2 separate regions of the Homo sapiens genome follow, and region 2 is linked to region 1. The links are chromatin contacts, found by Hi-C in ENCODE. All regions are on one chromosome and are shown on one strand. Each heading gives the region's core, a stretch centred on a gene start or an enhancer-like site at or near the end of the contact. The rest is flanking DNA. Distances are from core to core; before and after follow the strand shown. Region 1 has its middle 98 kb from the start of LINC02358. Region 2 has its middle 16 kb from the start of LINC02283.

Region 1 (4,589 bases), core at 215-2,714:
TGGCTCAGAGGAAGGTGCAGCCTTCAGAGCGTGGATTCTGGAGCCAGAATGGCTGAATTTGAATTCTGACCCTGGAACTTTCTAGCAATGTAACTATATGCAAGTTATTCTCTTCATACCTCAATTTTCCATCTGATAATTGGGTATAATGATAGTATTTACCTCATAAAGTTGCTGTGAGAATGAAAAGAGTTAATATTTATGAAACATTTAGAACGGTGCATGTTAGTATAAGTCTAACATGAATTTTGTGTTTTTTTAAGATATTAAGCTTGCAGTTAACCAAACTCTCGCATGTCTTTCAAGTATGTGGCTGCCAATTTATTCTCTCCCAATCTCAAGTTGTGCCATTGATTTCATTTTTAGAGCCCAAAGGTAAGACTTTGAGTATCCCTTTGGTGGTGCTGGCTCAGCATCACTTTCATTTTCCTTCACTCTCTGCACCCCACCCACCTACCCACCCACCCATTTCCTGGTGCAGGTGCTAACAAGAGAGTTGGAAACAGAAGGGAAAGAAGTCTGCTGCAAACTAAGCGTGCAGTGTGCAGTCATTGAGATTTGACTGCATCTTAACATTGGCACTCAACCAAATTTAAGTGGCTCTAAGTACTTTTAAATTAGGCATATAGTTAAAATTTGACAAGCACATAAACTTAATAGCTGATTTCCAGGCAAAATTACTACCAAAACTGATTTTAACTGCCAGTAAAATAAGCCCAGGGGGTTGTTATTCAAGGTAGCCCAGTAAAATGAAATAAGGATCAGGACAATGGGAACAGTTGTGAAGATGACAAAACTGTCATGTCTACAGGTGGAACTAAGTGTCTGCCCTGTTAATGGATATAGACACAATTCAGGGAAGCAAGCCATCCAAATGCATCACTTGAATCCTGTTTGGTTGTTCTGACGTAGAAGAAGAAAAGAAAGAGAATCAATTGAGGAAATGTAAGATGCAGAACTACAAAAATAAACTTGCCGTCCCTGACATCTGTGTTTATAAATGCACTATATTAAACAGCAGAGATTTTCCCCATCGTTAGCCAACACCAAGATGGCGTCTTGCAGGCTTTGTTTTTTCTTCACCCCTAATCGTAAGGGCTTTCTTTACTCTCTCTTTGCTTCCAGCTTTTGTCTTATTCTCCCCATAAAGAGTTGGCAGAGCATGGCTGGGCAATTTCAGAAACATGGTTTATAAGTGACTTGCTCTATTATTTTGCTATTAAAAGTGAGTCTGTGCTAACTATTCTTTGATGAAGAAGCAGTCCCTTCCAGCCCCCAGGTGGAGATTTTCCCTATCAATAACGCCAGAACAAGTTTGAATCAAAGAAATGACACATACAGTGGCCAGATGTTTGGAGAATAAGAAAGGGAGCTAAGTTCACACAATTGTTCTGCCTTCTTGCTTTCCGCTGAGGTTCTTTCCTGTGAGCTGTAGGACTCATTAACAGACAGCTCTGCTCTGGGCATGCACACCGACAGCCTCAGCCTAGCCCTTCAGCGAGAGGCTGCTAACAGGCGGCCTTCCTTTTCCTGTGCAGCTGGTGTTTGCAGAAGGACATGATTTGAAAGTTGATTTATTTACCCTGTCTTTGAAAAAAAATGAATGGACATAGATGTCTGTTTGTTAAAACAATTAATAAACTCTAATAATATGATTAGAATTTAACAGAAAAACATCGTTGGCTTGCAGGTGGAAATCCAAGGTCTTCAACTTTTAGGATGTTCATCATGTAGCTGTCTCACTCAGAACAAGATAAGATGACGTGTTTGGTCTTTAAAAACAAAACAGTCAGGAGATCGAGACCATCCCGGCTAAAACGGTGAAACCCCGTCTCTACTAAAAATACAAAAAATTAGCCGGGCGTAGTGGCGGGCGCCTGTAGTCCCAGCTACTTGGGAGGCTGAGGCAGGAGAATGGCGTGAACCCGGGAGGCGGAGCTTGCAGTGAGCCGAGATCCCGCCACTGCACTCCAGCCTGGGCGACAGAGCGAGACTCCGTCTCAAAAAAAAAAAAAAAAAACAAAACAAAACAAAAAAACAGCTGATCAGTTCTTGTTTTTTACTCTACAGCCTTTGAGTCATGAATGAAGAAAATCACTTTCACTTGTGGGAGCCAGTGGGCTCCAGTTCGTGTTGTCTCTGTTGTCCGTGGAGACTTTGAAGATGTTTATATGCACCTCAACTATCAAGAGGAAGAGAACATGCCAGAAAGGGCCTCTTCCTCTTGGGCTAGCTCCTCCTCTCAAGTCCCTTCAAAAAGTCAGTGTGTCTGAGACACAATAGACACAGCTTAAATAAAGTGAAGAGGGATAGGCCGTAGAAGAAGTAGTTTCTGTCTTTAAAAAATGTATTCATTATTTTGGGGAATAATATAAACCTGAACACCAATTTAAAAAACTTTAAAGGACTATTCAGTGAAAAATCATTCTCTCTCCCACCCTCACTCCCCATCAGCCACCATGTTCCCAAACCAGAGGCAACTGCCATTATATTTCTAGAGTATTCTTCCAGAGACATCCTATGTAGATATAAACATTCATACATACACATATATATGCTTTTAAAATATGCAAATGATGTACAATACACATTGTTCTGCACTTTGCTTTTTTTTTTTCATTTAACAATACATCAGACAAAGATGTTTTTTCTGCTCAAAGTGCCATCAAGAGAGAAAAGTCATTCTTCAGTTCAATGATCTGCATCTGTTTCTGGCTTATTGTATTGACAACAAACAAAATGCAAGTCAAATTCTATTGCAGCCATAGGTAATCTCGGCCTGGAGAAATGTGAATCCTCTTTAAAACCTTACAACTCTGAATAACAGGAAGTGTGGAGTGCATAGAGGAGAAAGGGAAGGATGAATTATGCTTAATAGAACGTTTTATGGAACTGACAGTTGAGCCGAGAGACATTTTGGATGCCATCTTGCAAAATGATTCCTTGCCTAGCTCTAGTAAGTAGAATGCAAAGTTATTGGCTATAATAGCATAATTTTTGCTAGTTAAGGATCTCTATAGGTGGCATAGTGTCAATATTCTGGATATGACATGAGGGAGGTAGAAAGAGAACAGGCTTTGGAATCAGGCAGACCTAGATGTTAATACTGGATATACCAGTTATTAATTTAAACTAGTTTTCTAACCTCTCAGACCCTTGGTTTTCCTTTATGTAAAATGGAAATACTGTACATAAAGAGTGGTTGTGACAATTTGTCTTTTTTTAAAAAAAAAACACATCATAGGTGTCCACTATTACTGTGATGCTGCATAACAAATAATTCCCCCATTCTCCATGACTTGAAATAATGAATATTCATGTTGTATTCATGTTTCCATTCACTGTAGTTTAGATGTACCCAGCTGCTCTTGCCTGAGCTTTTCTGGCCTCTAGGCTTGGGTCTGTTTCAGGTCTGCTTTACACGTCTCGATTTCAGGTCAAAGGGTGACAATTGCCTGGTGGCATGCTTTTCTCTCATGGCAGAAGATAGAACCTCAAGAGGACTGGCAGCAACTCACCATGCCTCTTATAGACTCAGCTGGTCTATAAGACCAGAACATTGTTACTTCTGCCCACATTCCATGGGCCAAAACATCACAGGGCCAGGGCCAAGGCCAAATTCAATGAAGTAGGAGGAATATTCTCCCTGTAGTGAACCACAGCAAAAGCAGGCAGGGGAGGAAGAATCATAAATAATAGATTCAGGCCCCCAGTGCAACACCAGGCATCTACAGTGTTCACATAAATGGGAGCTATTATCACTATAGTATCAAATAGGAAAGGTATTAGAGATAGCACTGAATGTATAATAATTCTAAAACACACCTTAAAAGCAATTTAATTTTTTAAAAAACCACTTTAAAAAGTCAATCGGTTTGTAATTTTGTTCTTCTCGTAATCAGAGTAGGCATATATGGTCCCTCTGTGTGAATCTGAAAAAAAGGTGCCTCTCTAAGCAGATGAACCCTAGGGCCAACAGCTAGGCAAGTGCATAACAAGATCCCCCTTCCATGTGGTAAATGCAGCTCTGCAAAGAGCCCCTGGCTGGGCTGGGAGAGCTGAAAGGGAGCTGCCCTCTCCACTGAGCCTATTGTGCAGTGCACGACCTACACACCGTATGTTGCAGCACAGCTCCTAAGAGTAGAAGGTGGCCTGGGAGCCTCATCCTGCTTTCGGTTCTGGTTCATTGACACCATTGCTATAAACAATTTCCTTGGAGCTTTGATTCACAGCTTTCTTTCTGCTTTCCAAGTTATGGACTAGAAAATTGGAGCTTTGGGGACACACTGGCACCTATTTCGCAGAGCTCCTGCGGCTTTTTACGTCTCCCATCTGAATCCAGACCCAGGTGACCTAGCAGCTCCCAGACAGCTCTAGGGCCTGGAAACTGGGATCACAGAGAAATGTACAGACTTACACAACTTAATTTTCTTCATCCTGACTGACAGGATGAGGACAGAAGGGAAGAGGAGGGAACTCTAAAGAAGCTTTAGAAGGCACTGACATTATAAGCTTGTGGATAGATAAGCAGCTCATGGGGAGTGGAGTGCGAAGCAGCAAACATGGGGGGAGAGATTGATGGAGGCACC
Region 2 (4,532 bases), core at 225-2,724, 630 kb before region 1:
CATCTCAGTTGATGGCAACTCTAATTTTCCAGTTGCTCATGCCCCAAATCTTGGAGTCATCCTTGGCAATCCTCTTTCTCACGTTCTGTGTCTAATCTGCCAAGATTCTGGTTCTCCCTTAAGCATACCTGAAATCTATTCAGAATCTGACCGCTCTCACTCTCTCTAGTGCTGCCACCCTGGGCCATGCCATCATGACCTTTCACCTGTATGACTGCAGTAGGCTCCTCAAAAGTCTCCCCACTTTGCTGTTTTCCCTCCCACAACAGACTATTTTCAAAGCAGCAGCTAGAGGAATCCTTTTAAAATGAAGTCATGATCACTCTTCTGCTCAAAACCGTGCAATGTCTTTTCGTCTTACACTTATCAAGGCCTGTCACGATCTGGCCTTCGTCACCTCTTCAAAGTTCTCTTCCGTTCTCTTTGTTCACTTCCTTCCAACCTCACGGGCCTCATTGCAGTTTCTAGAGCACAACAAGAACACACCCCTGTCATGGCCTTTGAACTGGCTGTTCCCTTTGTATGGAATGCTCTTTCCCTAGTTATCTTTGGATAATCCTCTCACTTCCTTAAAGTATCTCCTTAATTTCATCTTTTCCAAGAGGCCGACTTTGACAGTCCTATTTAACCTTGCCATCGGCACCATCCCACCATGTCCACCTCTATGCTGCCCCCATCCCCAGCACATCCCATCCCACCTACCCTGCTCAACTTTCTCTTTCTTCCCCTACAACGTATAATCTTCTAACTTACTGTATAGTTTATTGACGTGCTTTTGGTTATTTTCTGCCTCCCCTTCTAGAATGTAAACTATGTGATGACAGAATTTGCATGTTTTGTTCACTGATACATCCCTGGTGCCTGGAACAGTGCTGGTTCAGAGTAAGTGCTCAGTAAATATTTGTTGCAGGATTGAATAAATTACCCATTCACAGAAGGATTTATGGGGGAGCTTCGGGGCAGCAGACTAACTGAGAAACCAACACTCAAATCTGGCAACTCCTGAAGCCAGATTGAATGTTGACCCCGAAGTTCCTTCCCATGTGCATCAACTCAGAATGCTTACAACATAATGACTGTGGCCGTCTCTAGTGAAAAAAGAACAACAGTCTTGAGAGTGACTGTATGGGAAGCTTTTAGTAGGGACACAGCTGAAAAGCACCCTTTGCAGTTAAATAGAGCTTTTCTTGAATCTGGAAAAACCAAACACTCCACAGAATGCACTCATTTGCCATCAGACTTATGGGAATAATTGTATCCCAGATTTAAAAAAAAACCCAGAGTTTTACTGGCAACCTGTCCAAGCCTGGAGTGAGTGAGGCTAAAGGAAGAACTAGATATAGGGAAATTTTTTACCCCAAGCACTACTGGAATTAAGTACGTGGGTGATCTTGGGTGGTGGCTACTTTCATAAAAGGTGTTTTTGTAGAACTTGTGAATTTCTCAGAAACACTGACTTGTACCTCACTGAGGCTGAGAGTTTGTTCTACTTCTGGTCTGAATAAGCAAATGTTTAGTTTCAGTTCCTCTTCAAATTCAGGACTGTCGTTAGATTTCTATGAAAGCTACTTGGCAAAGGACCCAGTCCATCCATAGAGGCCTGCTTCAGCGTGGAGTACAGCATACAATAGTGTGTATTTAGACTATGCTACAGCTGAGGGCTAGCCACTTGATAGAGCTCCTCTATGTTAATGGTGTTAGAATGGAAATTCTTTATCCTTGTAGCTGTACCATAGGGTGGGGACCAGGGACACTCAACAGAGTTGGGAGTCCATGTGCCTCCTTAAATTTTGCACCTCAGGCATCTCACATGCCTCATTCTGGTTGTGATCCTGCTGCAATCTGTTCTCACTCTGAACCACATGGAGTTAGCATTAAATGCTATGGGAAATCTAGAAATTTTCTCATGCTGAGTTCCTTTAAAGAGAGTCACCATCTTGGTTCTGATACTCTCTGACTGGTATTGGACAAGCCTTTCTTTGTTAGCAACTTGAAACTGTGGGAGGCTCTCTGTAGAATTACTGTTATGTTTTGGAATAACAAGAACAGCATTTTGCTGCTGGAAAAGGCCATTTTCCTTCTGTCTGCTTTTTTTCATGTATTGCCTTTCTTTTCTTTCTAAAACATCTTTTGTTTCATTTTTGTTCTCAAATCATTGTGTTTAGAACAACAATAATTGAGAGTCTAGCGGGAAGTTTTTATAAACTAACAATTGGGTTTAAACAAAGGCTTAATAGTCAAGTTCTGAATAGTTGGACTCCTGAAAAGTTCTAGCTAGAATGATCATAAATATAACATTTAAAAAAATACACAGGGGGAGTCCTTTTTACTAATTTTTCTCTTTTAAGTGAAGAGTTTTGTATGCATTAGGTAAGACCAACCAATCCTGTTTCTCATAGCTCTATATCTGTTGCTTGGTCAGATCACAGTGAATTTACCTGGGTTATAGGATGCCCTGCATCTGGACAGGGGTGATGCTTCATGAACATGAATTCATTGACAATATTGTGCCTGTAAGAAGCTGAGTTTGCTGGGAAAAAGGCACTAGCAGATCACATTCTTGAGAGTTAGTGATAATAATGAACATGATTATAATGTGCAAAGACTTTTATAACTTTTCTTTTTTTTTAAGAGATGGGGGCCGGGTGTGGCAGCTCACACCTGTAATCCCAGCACTTTGGGAGGCCAAGGCGGGTGGATCACTAGGACAGGAGTTTGAGGCCAGCCTGGCCACTATGGTGAAACTCCATCTCTACTAAAAATACCAAAGTTAGTCGGGCATGGTGGTGCACGCCTGTAGTCCCAGCTACTCAGGAGGCTGAGGCAGAAGAATTGCTTGAATTTGGGAGACGGAGGTTGCAGTGAGCCGAGATCATACTACTGCACTCCAGCCTGGGTGACAGAGTGAGACTCTGTCTCAAAAAAAAAAAAAAAAAGAGATGGGGGTCTCTTCATGTTGACCAGGCTGGTCTCAAACTCCTGGTCTTAAGTGATCCTTTCATTTTGGCCTTCCAAAGTGCTGAGATTACAGGCATGAGCCACCACACCCGTCCTGTTATCATATATTTTAAATAAGCCTCATGACAATCACATAAATTTTTTTTATTACTCATATATTTTAGGTGAGCAAAAGAAAATTCAAAGGTAGTAACATAGCTAGAATTACAAAGGAAGAGGTGTGATTTGTGCTCATGTCTTAATTTTTAAAGCAAATTGAGGCCGGGCATGGTGGGTCAAGCCTGTAATCCCAATGCTTTGGGAGGCTGAGGCAGGAGGATCGCTTGAGGTCAGGAGTTCCAGACCAGCCTGAGCTGGTGAGACCCCCGTGTCTACAAAAAAAAAAAAAAAAAAAAATTAGCTAGTCTTGGTGTTGGTGCACACCTGTACTTCCAGCTACTTAGAAGGTTGAGGCAAGAGGAGCGTTTGAGCCCAGGAGGTTGAGGCTGCAGTGAGCTGTGATAGCACGACTGCATTTCAGCATAGGTGACAGATTGAGACCTTGTCTATAAAAACAAGATAAATAAAAGGAATTGAGTGGTATCACACAGAAGTTAATGCCATTGAAAGATTTTTACTACATTTCCCAAGAGGAGAAGGCATGTCATGTGACACAGGGTCACATGGGGAAGCATAAGAGGTCAAGAGGCAGAAGGGGAAAGCATAGGCCACAGCCTGGACTGGGATTTCTGCAGGAAAGGCAAGGCGGGACAGGGTAAACAGTGTAGGACTGGCTAGTCTACATCCTTCTAGCAGGCTTTGGGGCATTGGGACATTCTCTAGTCACCTGGTGCCTAGCCCTTGGGTGTGTGAGTTTGATAGGGGAGGTGATTTGGGGTACGGACTGAGGACTGGTTGGAAGGTCTGTAAATGATTTTCATGCACCTGTGGAAGCTGGATTTCTGGGGAGATGTTAACAACTTTGGCCATTAGTTTGGCCCTCTGATTAATGGATGCTACATAGAAATGGATGCCAAATAGAAAACAGAACAAAGTAGCATCAGGGCAGGAGCCTTACTCCAGAGGCAAAGCTCTTTCCATGAAACCATCTAAACTCATCCAGTTCTCCTCTTCCAATCTCTCCACCCCTTACCGTACTCCACACATCCTGTTTGCAGTATCAGTTCTTGACGATCCCAGCCACTGAGTTGTTTTAGTTGGAAATCTGGCCATTTGCTAAGCCCTTCAGTTCTCATCACACATGTCTCTTCCAGTTCTCATCACACATGTCTCTTCAAGCTCTCCTTTTCTGTCTTTATGCCTCCACGCTTGCCTTGGGTCAGCGTCTCCTGACCCAAGTCAGTCTTGACGTCACAGTCTCCTAATCCATATTCTCCCCCCAGCCCAACCAAGCTGCACCCTGTTTCCAGGACGATCTTTTGTAAATAATAGGTTTGATCGTGTCACCTCCTTACTTACATCCTACCTACCTCCCTATTGCCTTAAAATTTCCCAGCAGAACACAAAGGGCCCTTCATGAGCCGACCTTTGCCTACTTCCTGGCTGTCTATCCTACAGAACTGTGGTATTGTGTC

The links. Hi-C counts contacts between places; a loop is a spot of excess contacts on that map. Pooled maps may share reads with other maps.
Region 2: a loop to region 1 is called in a map of naive thymus-derived CD4-positive, alpha-beta T cell, with 7 times the contacts of the local background. The contact joins two enhancer-like sites. A Hi-C loop is called at or near these places in 16 of 168 maps with a recorded cell type or tissue (Right ventricle myocardium inferior, adrenal gland, cardiac septum and 8 more), 11 of 37 single-sample maps with no recorded cell type and 15 of 50 pooled maps.

Annotation. Positions count from the first base shown.
Region 1 is chr4:54,940,732-54,945,320 of GRCh38, forward strand. No RefSeq gene overlaps it. Among named protein-coding and RNA genes, the nearest start is that of LINC02358, 98 kb to the left of the region's middle. Within about 2 kb of position 1,465, at least 9 of the 41 ENCODE cell types and tissues checked have a DNase peak (open chromatin) inside an H3K27ac peak, as active enhancers do.
Region 2 is chr4:54,314,262-54,318,793 of GRCh38, forward strand. No RefSeq gene overlaps it. Among named protein-coding and RNA genes, the nearest start is that of LINC02283, 16 kb to the right of the region's middle. Within about 2 kb of position 1,475, at least 2 of the 41 ENCODE cell types and tissues checked have a DNase peak (open chromatin) inside an H3K27ac peak, as active enhancers do.